Linked DNA regions of Homo sapiens: region 1 is linked to region 2. A link is an interaction called in ENCODE POLR2A ChIA-PET data of the cell type or tissue named here. Cell type or tissue: GM12878. All regions are shown on one strand. Links, peaks and the distances in the headings refer to the core of each region. The heading gives the core; the rest is flanking DNA.

What was found. Peaks named below come from ENCODE experiments on the same cell type or tissue, not always from the same donor. Only the 100,000 strongest peaks of a DNase experiment are listed, where the experiment ranks them.
Region 1: POLR2A ChIA-PET joins it to region 2 with 5 read pairs; 2 of 35 experiments call an interaction of 5 or more read pairs at or near these places.

Annotation. Positions count from the first base shown.
Region 1 is chr7:139,153,272-139,158,585 of GRCh38, forward strand. All of the region lies in intron 7 of IFT56 (intraflagellar transport 56), which reads left to right. Among named protein-coding and RNA genes, the nearest start is that of IFT56, 22 kb to the left of the region's middle. In GM12878, for the core only: no CTCF peak of the experiment used is centred there; no DNase peak of the experiment used is centred there.
Region 2 is chr7:139,056,338-139,065,077 of GRCh38, forward strand. It overlaps ZC3HAV1 (zinc finger CCCH-type containing, antiviral 1), which reads right to left. Exons shown (of 13, transcript NM_020119.4): 8 at 8,542-8,662; 9 at 4,699-4,801. Among named protein-coding and RNA genes, the nearest start is that of MIR10399, 17 kb to the left of the region's middle. In GM12878, for the core only: no CTCF peak of the experiment used is centred there; no DNase peak of the experiment used is centred there; H3K27ac peaks cover 192 bases.

The sequences.
Region 1 (5,314 bases), core at 2,756-5,255, 96 kb after region 2:
GAAACCCTGTCTCTACTAAAAATATAAAAATTAACCGGACGTGATGGCGCATGCCTGTCATCCCAGCTACACAGGAAGTTGAGGCACGAGAATCACTTGAATCTGGGAGGCGGAGGTTGCAGTGAGCTGAGATTGCACCAATGCACTCCAGCCTGGGTGACCGATACTCCGTCTCAAAAAAAAAAAAAAGTCATACTCTTCAGCTATCAACCCCTATTGCCCCATTCCCCCAGCCCTGAGCAACCACTAATGTACTTTGTCATTATATATTTGCCTGCTCTGGATATTTCATATATATATGGAATCATATAATATTTGGTCTTTATGATCGGCATCTTTTACTTAGCATAGTGTTTACAAGGTTCATCATGTTGTAGCATCTATCAGTATTTTATTCATTTTTATGACCAAATAATATTTCGTTTTATGAATATACCTCTTTTAGTTTTTTCCATTCATCAGTTGATAGACACTTGTGTTGTTTCCACCTCTTGCCTGTTACGAATGCTGCTTCTATAAACATTATACTTTTTGTGTAAGTTTTTGTTTGTATGTATGTTTTCAATTCTCTCAGGTTTATACCTAGGAGTGGAATCACAGGGTCATATGGTAACTGTATATGTAATTGTCTGGGGAACTGCCAGACTGTTCCAAAGAAACTGCACTATTTTACATTCCCATCAGCAGTATATAAGCGTTTTGATTTCTTTGCGTTCTTGCCAACAGTTGTTATCATCTGACTTTTTGACTCTAGCCATTCTAGTGGTGTGAAGTGGAATCTTGTGGTTTCTATTTGCATTTCCCTGATGACTAATGATGTTGAGCATTGTTTCATGTGCTTGTTGGCCATTTGCATATCTTTTTTGTAGAAATGTCTATTTAAGTTCTTTGCCCATTTTTTAAATAAGTTATTTGTCTTTTTATTATTGAGTTTCACATGTTCCCATATATTCTAGGTTCAGTCCCTTATCAGATACACAAATTGCAAATGCTTTCTCCTATCCTATAGATTTTTTCATTTTCTTAATAGTATTTTTTTTGAAGCACGAAAGTTTTTAATTTTGATGAAGTCAAAGTTATCCTTTTTTTTTTTTTTGCCTTTTGTTTCTTGTACTTTTGGGGTTATATTTAAGATTCCATTGCCAAGTCCAGAGTCATGAAGATTTTCCCCTGTGTTTTCCACTAAGAGTTTTATAATCTTAGCTTTTAGGTCTTTGATCCATTTTGAATTAACATTTGTAAATGGCATGAGGTAAAAGTCCAACTTTATTCTTTTGCTTGTAAATATCCAGTTATTCCAGCACCATTTGTTGAAGAGACTATTCTTTCACCCTTTGAATGGTCTTGGCACTCTTGTTGAAAATCAGTTTATCATAGACAAATGGATTCATTTCTTCTGGACTCAGTTCTCTTCCATTGGTCTATATGTGTATCCTTACATTAATACCACACTATCTTCCTTACTTAGAGCAAGTTTTGAAATCAGGAAGTATGCGGCCTCCTAATTTGTTGTTTGTTTTCCCAGATTGTTTTGGTTACTCTGATCTGTTGCAATTCAATATGAATTTTAGAATCAGCTTATCAATTCCTACAGAGAACCCAGATTGGATTCTGATAGGGATTGCATTAAAGATCAGTTTTGGGATTAATGCTATCTTAATAACATTAAGTCTTTAAATCCATTCACATGGAATGTTTTTCCATTTATTTAGGTGTTTTTAAATTTCAGCAATATTTGGTGGTTTTTATGGGGCAAGTTTTACATTTCTTTTGATAAATTTATTACTAAGTACTTTATTATTTTTGATGCTATTGTAAATTAACTTGTTCCCTTAATTTCATTTTTGAATTGTTCATTGCAAGAGAATAGAAGTACTACTGATTTTTGTATTGATTGTATCCTGAAACCTTGCTGAACTCATTTATTGGCTTTCTTGCAGATTTTGGGGAGGATTTTCTATATATAAGATTATGTTTGTGAATCAGGATAGTTTTGCTACTACCTTTCCAGTCTGGATACCTCTTCTTCCTTTTTCTTGTCTAACTGCCCTGGCTAGAACCTTCAGTACAATGTTGAATAGAAGTGCTGAGAGCAGATATCCTTGTCTTGTTCCTGATCGTAGGTGGAAAGCATCCAGTATTTCACTGTTAAGAATGATGTTTGTTGTGGGTTTTTTGTAAATGTTCTTTCCAGGTGGGGGAACTTCCAAATGTTTTTTATCATGAAAGGATGTTAATGGAACTGCTTTTTCTATTAGCTATGGAGATGATCATTTAGTTTTTGGGTTTTATTCTATTGATATGGTATATTAATTGATTTTTGAATGTTAAACCACCCTTGTATTCCTGGAATAAATCTCACTTGGTCATCGTGAATAATCTTTTTAATACATTACAGGATTCCATTTGCTAAGAATTTTTTGGAGGATTTTGTGTCCATATTCAAAAAATATATTGGTCATTTTCTTCTCTTGTAATTTTTTTTTGGTTTTGGTATTGGGGTAATACTAGCCACATAGTATAAGGGGAAAAGTTCCGTCTTCTGTGTTTTGAAAGAGTTTATGAAGAGCTGGTATTAACTCTTCTTTAAGTGGTATGATTTTAAGCAGTGAAGCCATCTGGGCCTGGGCTTTTTATTTCATTGTAGTTTTTAAATCATTAATCCAATTTATTTAGGGATTGCATTGACTCTAAAGATCAGTTTGGGGGTTAATGCTATCTTAATGACATTAAGTCTTTCAATCTGTGCACATCCATCCATGTTGTATGTCTATTAATAGTATTTCTTCTTGAGTCAGTTCTGATAGTTTATGTCTTTCTAGGAATTTGTCCCTTTCACTTAAATTATCTAATATATTGGCCTATAATTGTTCACAGTATTCCTCTGTAATCCTTTTTATTTCTCTAAGGTCAGTAGTATTGCCTTCTTTCATTTCTGATTCTAGTAAATTGAGTTTGTTGTTTTTTTCTTGGTCAGTCTAGCTATAAGTTTTCTTAATCTTTTCAAGGAACCGGCTTCTGGTTTCATTGATTTTCTCCATTCTCTTGTCTGTTTAATTGATTTCTGCTCTAATCTTTATTTTTCCCTTCCTCTGTTTGCTTTATGTTTAGTTTTCTCTTTTTTTTTTACAGTTAGGTTATTAATTTGTGGTCTTTCTTATTTTCTTTTTTAAATATAGGCATTTACAACTATAAAATTTCCTCTAAGAAATGTTTTAACTGCATCCCGTAAGTTTTGTTATATTGTATCTTTCATTTATCTCAAAGTATTTTCTAATTTTGTTTTTGGTTTCTTTGGCCCATTTGTTATTTAGGGTATGTTGTTTATTTCCTGATTTTCTTTTATATTTAAGTCCATATTCTACATGGAATTGATTTTTGTGTAGACTGAAGCAGAGGTCAAATTTTATTTTTTTTTCCATGAGAATAACTCATTGTTTCAGACCATTTATTGAAAAGATCAGTCTTTTCCTACTATTCCGCCACCTTTGGAAAATAATTCCAGTGTTTAGATATGTCTGCTTCTGAACTCTGTATTCTGTTGATCCATTTGTGTATCCTTGCCCTCAATGCCATACGGCCTTAATTACTACAGATTTGTAATCAAGTTTCACATGTAGTGGGTCTAGCAAGTTTTGCCATCTTGTTAGTGTTCTTCAAGGGTGTCTTGGCTATTCTTGGCTCTTTATCTTTCAGTATGAATTCTAAAACAAGCCTGCCAAATCCAAACACAAAAACAAACCTGTCAGGATTTTAATTGTATTGCTTTGAATCCATGGATGAGTTGGGAGATAATTGATAGTTTTAAATTAAGTCTTTAAAACCATGAATATGGTATCTTTCTCCATTTATTTAGATCTTTAATTTCTTTTTTTTTTTTTTTTTTTTTTTTGAGACGAAGTTTTGCTCTTGTTGCCCAGGCTGGAGTGCAGTGGCGTGATCTTGCCTCACTGCAACCTCCACCTCTTGGGTTCCAGCGATTCTCCTGCCTCAGCCTCCTGAGTAGCTGGGATTACAGACATCCGCCACCACACCCTGCTAATCTTTGGATTTTTAGTAGAGATGGGGTTTTACCATGTTAGCCAGGCTGGTCTTGAACTCCTGACCTCAGGTGATCCACCTGCCTGGGCCTCCCAAAGTGCTGGGATTACAGGTGTGAGCCACCGTGCCCGGCCAGACCTTTAAGTTCTTTTAGTCAGGTTTTGTGCTTTTTTTTGTATTGGATTTTTTTTTTTTTTTTTTTTTTTAGACAAGCTCTGGCTCTTTCACCCAGCCTAGATGGAGTGCAGTGGCTGGATCATGGCTTACTATAACCTCTGCCTTCCATGTTTGAGTGATCTTTGTGCCTCAGCCTCCCAAGTAGCTGGGACTACAGGTGTATGCCACTGTGTCCAACTAATTTTTTAAACTTTTTAAATAGAGACAGGTCTCACTACATTGCTAAGGTTGGTCTTGAACTCCTGGGCTCAAGCGATCCGCCTGCCTTGGCTTCCCAAAACAGTGAGATTACAGGCATAAGCCACCATGCTTTGCCTTTGTATTGGTCTTTTTATGTGTTTTGTTAGATTTGCTTCTAGCTATCTTAATGTATCTCTGTATATTGATGTTTTTCTATATATATAATCAGTGAAGTAAGATATCTAGTCATTCATTTACTCACCAAGTGATTGCAGTGGGGTGACAGGGACAGTGGGGGGTGTGGTGGTGGGTTGCCAAAGCATGAGGAGTATGCAACAGAATCTAAGAAATCATACCTACCCGGCCAGGCACAGTGGCTCATGCCTGTAATCCCAGCACTTTGGGAAGCAGAGGCAGGCAGATCACTTGAGGTCAGGAGTTCCACACCAGCCTGGCCAACATGGTGAAATCCCATCTCTACTAAAAATACAAAAATTAGCCAGGCATGGTGGCATGCACCTGTAATCCCAGCTACTTGGGAGGCTGAGGCAGGAGAATCGCTTGAACCTGGGAGGCAGAGGTTGCAGTGAGCCAAGATTGCGCCACTGCACTCCAGCCTGGGCGACAGAGCTAGACGCCATCTCAAAAAAAAAAAACCAACAAAGTAAAAAAAGAAATATCCTTGTAAGGTTTTTTATCTCAAAGGAAAAGCTTTTGATGATATTTCATCATTAAGAAATGGCATTTCATCATTAAGTATGATGTTTAATGTAGATTTTTAAAGATATCCTTTATCAGATTAAGGAACTTCCCTTGTAGTGTTAGTTTGCTAAGAGGTTTTATAAGGATCAGATGTTGAAGTATAGCATGTTGTATTCTTCATCTATTAAGACGGTCATATCATTTTCCTTTATTC
Region 2 (8,740 bases), core at 3,600-6,099:
GAAAATTCTATAGGTCAAATCACCTAGTCGTTGTTTTTATTGTTTTTTTTTTTTCCTTTTTCTTTTTCTTTTCTTTTCTTTTTTTTTTTTTTTGAGACAGTCTCACTCTGTTGCCCAGGCTGAGTACAATGGTGCAAAGACAGCTCAACCTCCTGGGCTCAAGTGATCCTCCCACCTCAACCTCTTGAGTAGCTGGGACCACAAGTGTGTACCACCACACCTGTCTAACTTTTTAAAAAGTTTTTGTAGAGATGGGGTCTCAACTCACCATGTTGCCCAGGCTGGTCTTAAACTCCTGGGCTCAAGCAATCCTTCTGCCTTGGCCTCCCAAAGTGCTAGGATTACAGGCATGAGCCACCACACCTGGCCTATCTGATTTCTTAAAAATGAAATTGCATGAAAAAAGTAGAGGAGGGGAAACTGTAGTAGACTAAAAGATATTTATGACACAAATCAACCAAACACAATGTACAGACCCTGCTTAGATACTGATTTGCAATACCTCAACTCTAAATAGTCATTGTTTAAGACAATGGGAAAACATAAAACGTGAACTGGGTATTAGATGATATTAAGGAATTATCATTAACTTTGTTACATAGGTTAATGATATTGTATTATGTTTTTTAAAACCTCTTACCTGTTAGGAAGACACCTAATATATATACAGGGAAATGATAACATGTATTGGATTTACATTAAAATATTCCAGCAAAAGAAAAAAAGTTAGGCCAGGTGTGGTGGCTCATCCCTATAATCCCAGCACTTTGGGAGGCCGAAGCAGGAGGATTGCTTGAGCTCTGGAGTTTAAGACCTGCCTGAGCAACACAGTGGGATCCCCCTCCCCATCTCTAGAAACATTTTTTTTAAATTATCCAGGTGTGGTGGTGCACGGCTGTAGTTGCAGCTACTCAGGAGGCTAAGGCAGGAGAATCACATGAATCCAGGTGTTTGAGGCTGCAGTGAGCCATGATCACACCACTGCACTCTAACCTGCATGCAGAGTGAGACTCTTTCTCAAAGAAAAAAAAAATTTAGAGGTGATGGTAGTAACAATATTGTTACCACTACTACAAATACGTTACAAAGATAGTAAAATATTGACAGTGTTTAAGTTGGATGATAGGTACTCAGGGGTTTATTATCAATTCTTTGTACTTTATGTTTGAAATTTTCCATGATCAAAACAATTACATTTTTTTTTTTTTTTTTTTTTTTTGAGACGGAGTCTCCCTCTGTTGCCCAGGCTGGAGTGCAGTGGCGCGATCTCGGCTCACTGCAAGCTCCGCCTCCCGGGTTCACGCCATTCTCCTGCCTCAGCCTCCCGAGTAGCTGGGACTACAGGCGCCCGCCACCACGCCCGGCTAATTTTTTTGTTATTTTTAGTAGAGATGGGGTTTCACCGTGTTAGCCAGGATGGTCTCGATCTCCTGACCTCGTGATCCGCCCACCTCAGCCTCCCACAGTGCTGGGATTACAGACGTGAGCCACCGCGCCCGGCCAACAATTACATTTTAAAAAATAAATGCTTGAAGGAAAAAACTCTTTAAAGAAGAAGGTGACTCATTAGAATGAGAAAGATTGGCCCCAGTTTATCTCTATTTTAAGGTCAGGTTTCCATTCTGGATTTGTATAACATGGGATAGACTGAATGAATATGTTGTAAGATGCCCATGAACAGTGACGTGTGCCGTAGTTCACTTCTATGTCCCACTGTAGTTCAGGATAGTACCCCAGCCCTTATTCTATCCTACAGCAAGTGTGTCTCCTTGGGCTAGTGAGAGCAGGATTAAATTTGGTTCTCTGCATGACCCACCCCCCACCCTCCCCCACTAACATGTTTTTCTAATTTATTTTTTTTATTCATGTGGCTGTTTATTATCACTATGTGCCATGCATTATACAAACTATTCCAAGACAGCCTGGGCAACCTGGAGAAACCGTGTCTCTATTAAAAAATAAAAAAATTAGTCAGGTGTAGCGGTGTGCACCCATAGTCCTAGTTACTTGGGTGACTGCAGTGGGAGGATCACCCGAGTCCGAGAGGTTGAGGCTGCAGTGAGCTGTGATTGCGCCACTGCACCCCAGCAACCTAACCCCCAACCCCCCCCCCCCCCACAAAAAAACACCAAAATATTTCAAGAGCTCTGAGGAGCTGATAATTGAGGTTGGTGGGGAGGGAGGGGGAAGGGAGGAGGAGGGAAGGTTGTGCTAGAGACATTTACATAAGTAACTGTATTACAAGGTAGAAGTGGGTAAGTACTATAAGGGAATCTCGAGTGTTGGAGAATTGGAGGAGAATCACAAGGAATGTTATAGTATGGGAAAGTGGCATTCCAGCTAAATCGTGAGGGGTGCTGTATTCATGTGAATGACGGGAAGGAGTATTCCTGGAGAGGGGAAGAGCAAATGGAAAAGCACGAAGCAACTCTGACATATGGAAGTTCTTGAGATCGACAATGGCTGACTACAGGAGCTATCTGGAAATGCCACAAAGCAATTTTTTCCCCTAGAAATACATGTGCACAGAAAGAACCATCCAGCTTGGCGTCAAGGTTTACTATGCTTTCCACAGTTCCTGCTGTCTGGAAGGGCCATAAAGCATGGTCTCACTAGTTGAGACTAACTGGGAGTATCTGAATTGTTAAAAAATCAAAATTACCGGAACTTTAAAAAAAAAAATGCAGTTTTGTTGCTTTAAGGAAAGACAGTTCCAACACACTTTTGTGAAGACATCCTGCCAGAACGATTGTAACGATTGTAACGAATGGAAAGCAGCTCTGATGATCTCATTCATTGGCTGAATGTGAACAGCCCCTCCCCATCCTCCTACTCTGCCTTTTTCCCCCACCTAACATTTGTCAGGAACTGAAATAGTTATTGCCTCATCCACCAGAATGTAAGCTCCCGTGAGGGCATGAGATTTACTCCTCTCTTCCCTAAACCCTGAAATATTCTTTTTACTTTATTAATTTGAATATTTAAACTACAGGAAGGGGCCAAGTGCAGTGGCTCATGCCTGTCATCCCAGCACTTTGGGAGGCTGAGGCAGGTGGATCACCTGAGGTCAAGAGTTCGAGACCAGCCTGGCCCTCACGGTGAAACCCTGTCTCTATTAAAAATACAAAAATTAGCTGAGCATAGTGCCATGTGCCTGTAGTCCCAGCTACTCAGGAGGCTGAGGCAGGAGAATCACTTCAACCAGGGAGGCAGAGGTTGCAGTGAGCCGAAATTGTGCCACTACACTCCAACCTGGGTGACAGAGTAAGACTCTGTCAAAAAAAAAAAAAAAATTTACTGAAAGGGACTTTAGATAGCTACACCAATCAGATTCTAATTCTTGGGAAATCAACTTGAGAAATTCAGAGAAAATTAGGCAGTTAGTGGCAGAAGATAAGGCTGAAGAGATATGCAGGTTGGAATTATGAATTAGAATTAAGTCAACTTAATTATATATATAGTTACTAAGTCTATTAATAGCAGGGGAATAAAAATAATAATAACCAGAGCAGTTAACATTTTCTGAACACCTGATCAGTGTTCGGAATGTGTTACCCAAGCAACCGTGAGGAAGGTATTATTATTAAGCCCATTTTACAGATGAGGATATACAGAGTGATTCATTTGTCCAAATCCACACAGCTAATGGGTGGCAAGGTGGAATTTGAACCTAGGTGAGCTAGATCCAGCATCCAGGCTGTTAACCTGGTCCCAAGAAAGAATCTTTGACTCTAGGCTGCTGCAGTTCTAAAGCAGAATAGGAAGCAACTCCCCTTCCTGAGGCCCTGATATAGCTCAGTTTCCATTCTTAGATTCTTGCGAGTTGTTTTCCATATGACTTCATAGTTATTTATCTTTTTAGTAACTTCCTTTTTCATCAAATAGCTTGAATTCTTACAACCAAAAGAACCTAGTTAGAACACCTTGATTTTATACTTCTCTTGAAGCCTGTTTTATGTAATCACACATCACCCAGAAAAAAAATATCCAACTCCAAAAATGTTCATGAACAATGTAGAGTTTACTGAGCAGTTCACAAGGAGAGTTACAATGAATCCCCCACAGCAACATTTCCTTTAAAATCCCTTCAATCAATATTATCTCTCACCAAAACCCTTGCTCTAACAGCTAGCTCATCCCTTTTTTCTATCTCTTTCTCCGCCCCTCATCCTCTATAAATCGTGTAGGAAAACAAAAGACACCCAAAAGAATCCACAGCAAAGCCAGGCACGGTGGCTCATGCCTGTAATCCCAGCACTTTGGGAGACTGAGGTAGGAGGATCACTTGAGCTCAGGAGTTCAAGACCAGCCTGGGCAACAAAGTGAGACCCCCTCTAAAAAAAAAAAAAAAAAAAAGAATCCACAGCAAAACAAAAACCCAGTATATATGATTATTCCTTAGGTGTACTGCATCAATCCAGCTCTTCACAGCTGGAGAAGCTAAAGCCCAGAGTATTTAGGAGACTCGCTCAGACTTCCCTTTCAGAAAGAAAATTCATTTTCCGATCTAGTATCCTTTCAGTCACACCATGCTGCTTAACAAGCATCTTACTCATCGATAATGCAAATGGAAACTGCAGAGTAATGCAAACAGGAACTTTTCAGGAAAACAGGCTCCAGATTCACGAGTGACTTGATGAGCCCAGGGCATGAACATCTCAAGCATCTGTCAGCAAACAGCTGCTTCAGAACACTTACTCTGGCCCTCTCTTCATCTGCTGCACATACCACTGAGGCACAAATGTTGGTCTTCTGATGACATCCTTTTGAGTTTTGGAAGCTATGTTTGTCTGAATCATCCCTTTGGACAGAAAAAAAAATAAAAGCAGTGAGAATCAAGATCAGCCCTAGAAAATGACTTCTTGTTATTTTGCAGAGGCTATTTACACGGCAAATATTCAAGACTGACCTGTATGTATACGAATAGAGAAAATCCTTTGGGATGAGAATTGCTCACAGTAAAAGACTTGTATCCTTCACTGCCATTAGTAGAAGGCTCAAAGCAAAGGAGTGAATGAATATTCAGGAATTAATCTCATCTTTAAATCCAAGTTGGATGGTAAAAGAGGAGAGCTGGGGCAGCCAAATAACAAGACACCATCCTTTCAAGCTTCCCTACACCAGACATCAGTGATTACGGGTTGGAATCTGGTAGCTGTCTTGAAGGGTTCTTTTCTACATCAAGTGTGAAATATCATTTTCAATTCATGCCGTAAACCTCAGTCCAAACTGTAACCAGAGTGAACCCTTCAGAAAGTAAGTCATAATACATTGCTAGTGAGAGTGTAAAATGAAACCACCACGTTGGAAAACAGTTTGGTGGTTTCTTATACAGTTAAATATGCACTCCTATGTGATTTAGCAATCCCATTTCTGGGTATTTACCCAAGAGAAATGAAAACCTGTATCCACACAAAGATGTGCACGTGAATGCTCACAGCAGCGTTATTATGATAACCAAAAAGGAGAAATAACCTAAGTGTCCATCAGCTGGTAAACAAATAAACTATGGAATAGCCTTACAATAACTTATTACTTATTCCTCAGTGATAAAAGAGGAACAACTACTATACATGCAACAACGCGGTTGAGTCTAAAAAACATTATTCCAGAGTGAAAGAAGTCAGCCACATGCAATGTGCCTACTGCAAGCGTTTATTAATATCAAATTCTAGAACAGGTAAAACAGGGACAGAAAGCAAATCAGCAATAGCCTGTGATGGGGATAAAGTGAGGTGTATGTGGTGTTGCTGGGGAAACTGATTGCAAAGAGACATAAGGAAACTTTCGGGATTGATGGAAATGTTCTATATCCTGCTTAGGGTGGTGGTTACACGCATTTGTCAATACTCATCCAACTGCACTCTTAAAATATGAAACAAACATAAACCACACACACACACACACACACACAAAGCAAATCAGATCATGCCACAACACTGCTCAAAATCTTCCCGGGACCTCCGCCTAATAAAATATCCAAGTTTCTATCACTGCTCTCATCTCTTACAGACCATCTACCTGTTCTGTGAAACTTCAAGCTGGTCTGTACCTTCCAGCCTTAGCCTTAGTTCTTCCTCCTCCTGGAGCGCCCTCCTTCCCACAGGCAGAGGCTGGTCTATAAAAGTAAGTGCTGTCCCACTGACTCCTCCATTTTCTGGCTGCTTCCTTGCACTGTTTCATTTTCTCCACCGTTTCATTTTCTCAGTAACTGTTACCACTTTCTGAAATGGCCTGACTTGTTTACTTGACCATTGTCTCTCACCACCCTTTTGAATACAGGCTCGAAGAGCAACTTCATCACTGTATCCCAGCACCCACAACAGGAGCCAGTACACAGCTGGCACTCAGATACTAGCTTAATGCATGACAGAATACACTTGCAGTCTAGTTCAGGAATAGAAAAAGGCGGACGGGTGCAGTGGCTCACGCCTGTAATCCCAACACTTTGGGAGGCTGAGGCAGGTGGATCACGAGGTCAGGAGTTTGAGACCATCCTGGCTAACACAGTGAAACCCCATCTCTACTAAAAATACAAAAAATTAACCAGGTGTGGTAGCACACACCTGTAGTCCCAGCTACTTGGGAGGCTGAGGCAAGATAATTGCTTGAACCTGGGAGGCAGAGGTTGCAGTGAGCCGAGATTGCGCCTTTGCACTCCAGCCTGGTGACAAAGCGAGACTCTGTCTCAAAAAAAAAAAAAAAAAAAAAAAAGAAAGAAAGAAAGAAAAAGAAAAGAAAAGAAAAAGCCATCTGGAACACTAGGAACCCATAAATTGCTCTGAACTGGTTTCTATGAACCAAACAAACAGAAGTAGCTGGACAAATTGCTCTAGATTCAGGAACAAAGTCTATTGGCTCTCATCTCTCCACCACCCTTTTAAACCATAAAAACAATACAATACCACCTAAGAATTTTTTTAATTTAAGTCATTTTTAATTCTACCACCCAATAGAAGAGATTTTAATTTTTCTTTATTATCTTCCAGTCGGCCCACATGCATGCATTGCTGCAATTATCATGCACATTGATTTTTGTGTTTTTTTTAACTTTCCTATTTTAAATATAAACAAAATTTCAGAAACATAAATTTGGGGTTCTGGCTGAGCACTATGGCTCATGCCTGTAATCGAAGCATTTTGGGAGGTTGAGGTGGGAGGATCGCTTGAGCTCAGGAGTTTAAAATCAGCCTGGGCAACAAAGTGAGATCCCCATCTGTACAAAAAAATTTTTAAATTAGCTGGGCATGGTGGCATGAACCTATACTCCCAGTTAGTTGGGAGGCTGAGGTGACAGGATCGCTTGAGCCAGGGAGGTTGAGGCTGCAGTGAGCCGTGATGGCATCACCGCACTCTAGCCTGAGTGATGGCGTGGGACCCTGTCTCAAAAAAAAAAAAAAAAAAAAAAAGTGTTCTGCCTTTTTCATTTAACAACACCAAATTTTGCTCTTCCTATCTAGTTTTCATAATCAAAATCTTTAACAAGTGCCAGATACGCCACTGAAATTTAATACCCTAATTTATTTAGTCACCACTGCACTGGTACAGACTGGTCCTACTTTTAGTACTATAGGTACTGGTTTTGGTCTAGTATTCTTCGGTCACACCATGCTGCTTAACAAGCACCTTACTTTATGCCTATAGCTTTTCTCCCCCCTTCTTCTAGTGAATTATTTCCTAAGAAAGGTTCCTAAGGGAATGAAAAGACAAACATATTAGCATATTTTAATGTCACTTGACATGTACTGCCAGACTGTTTTTCCAAATACTTGGTATAATGGTCCTTGTAAAAGCTACGTCATCTAAGGCCCACTAAGCGGTACAGGATCCAACTGCAGGTACCATCTGCGAATTCAGGGACCTCAGAAAGGCTCCTTTACCTCTTCCAAAGCACCTGCAAGTCCCGAAAGGGCAAGCACTTGATCATGTGCAGGGGGTGCCCAATGGGATGGTACCTTCAGAAGGAGGGCAGTTCCTGCCCTGATATCTAACTAAACACAGCAGGTAGATTGGCGGCAGCTCACCAGAAGACCTTTCTATAGTAGCTCCAATAAACACGGTGGAAGGCAAAGTACTTTAATCAATGTGATGATGGAACTACTGACCTAGATGATAAACCCTAAAAGAAACAGCAAGTTTCTAAAACTCTGAAGGTGCCCAAAAGCCCAAGGCCTCTACCGTAGTCACCAGCACCTGAAATATTGCCTCTCCCTGGGCAGCTGCCCACCCAGAATCAGAAACAGCATGGCAGAGCTGGAAGTACCCCCAAGACTACTTAGTTTGAGCCCCTGATTTTGCAGTTGAGAGAAGTGGGCCTAGATAGGCCAGGTGCCCCTCCTAGGGTGGCAGAGCAAGTGTTCGTCACAGCCAGAGCTCTAGAACACAGGTCTTCTGATGGCCACTAGCTTGCACTCCACCGCCTTGCTAAATCTTGACCTTGACCCTGGCCATAGCAATGCATACCCACTCTGCTCCCACTCCCACGTGTACACTGCAGGCGGATTTCAATGACACACAACACTGCCAAACACAGAAACCCACCTTGGAAACTCAGCTCATAGTTCCGTGAGCCCGCCTGAAATGGCACAACTCCCCTCGGACAGGATTGATAGAGAGACTCCAGGTATGAAGAGTCGACGTTTGAATTTTTCCGTTTGTCTTTCTAATTGGAAAAAAAATAAAAGGTAAAGTCAGGGTAGGCTTTTAGGAAATCTCTACTGTTATATGATTTCGTTTTAGC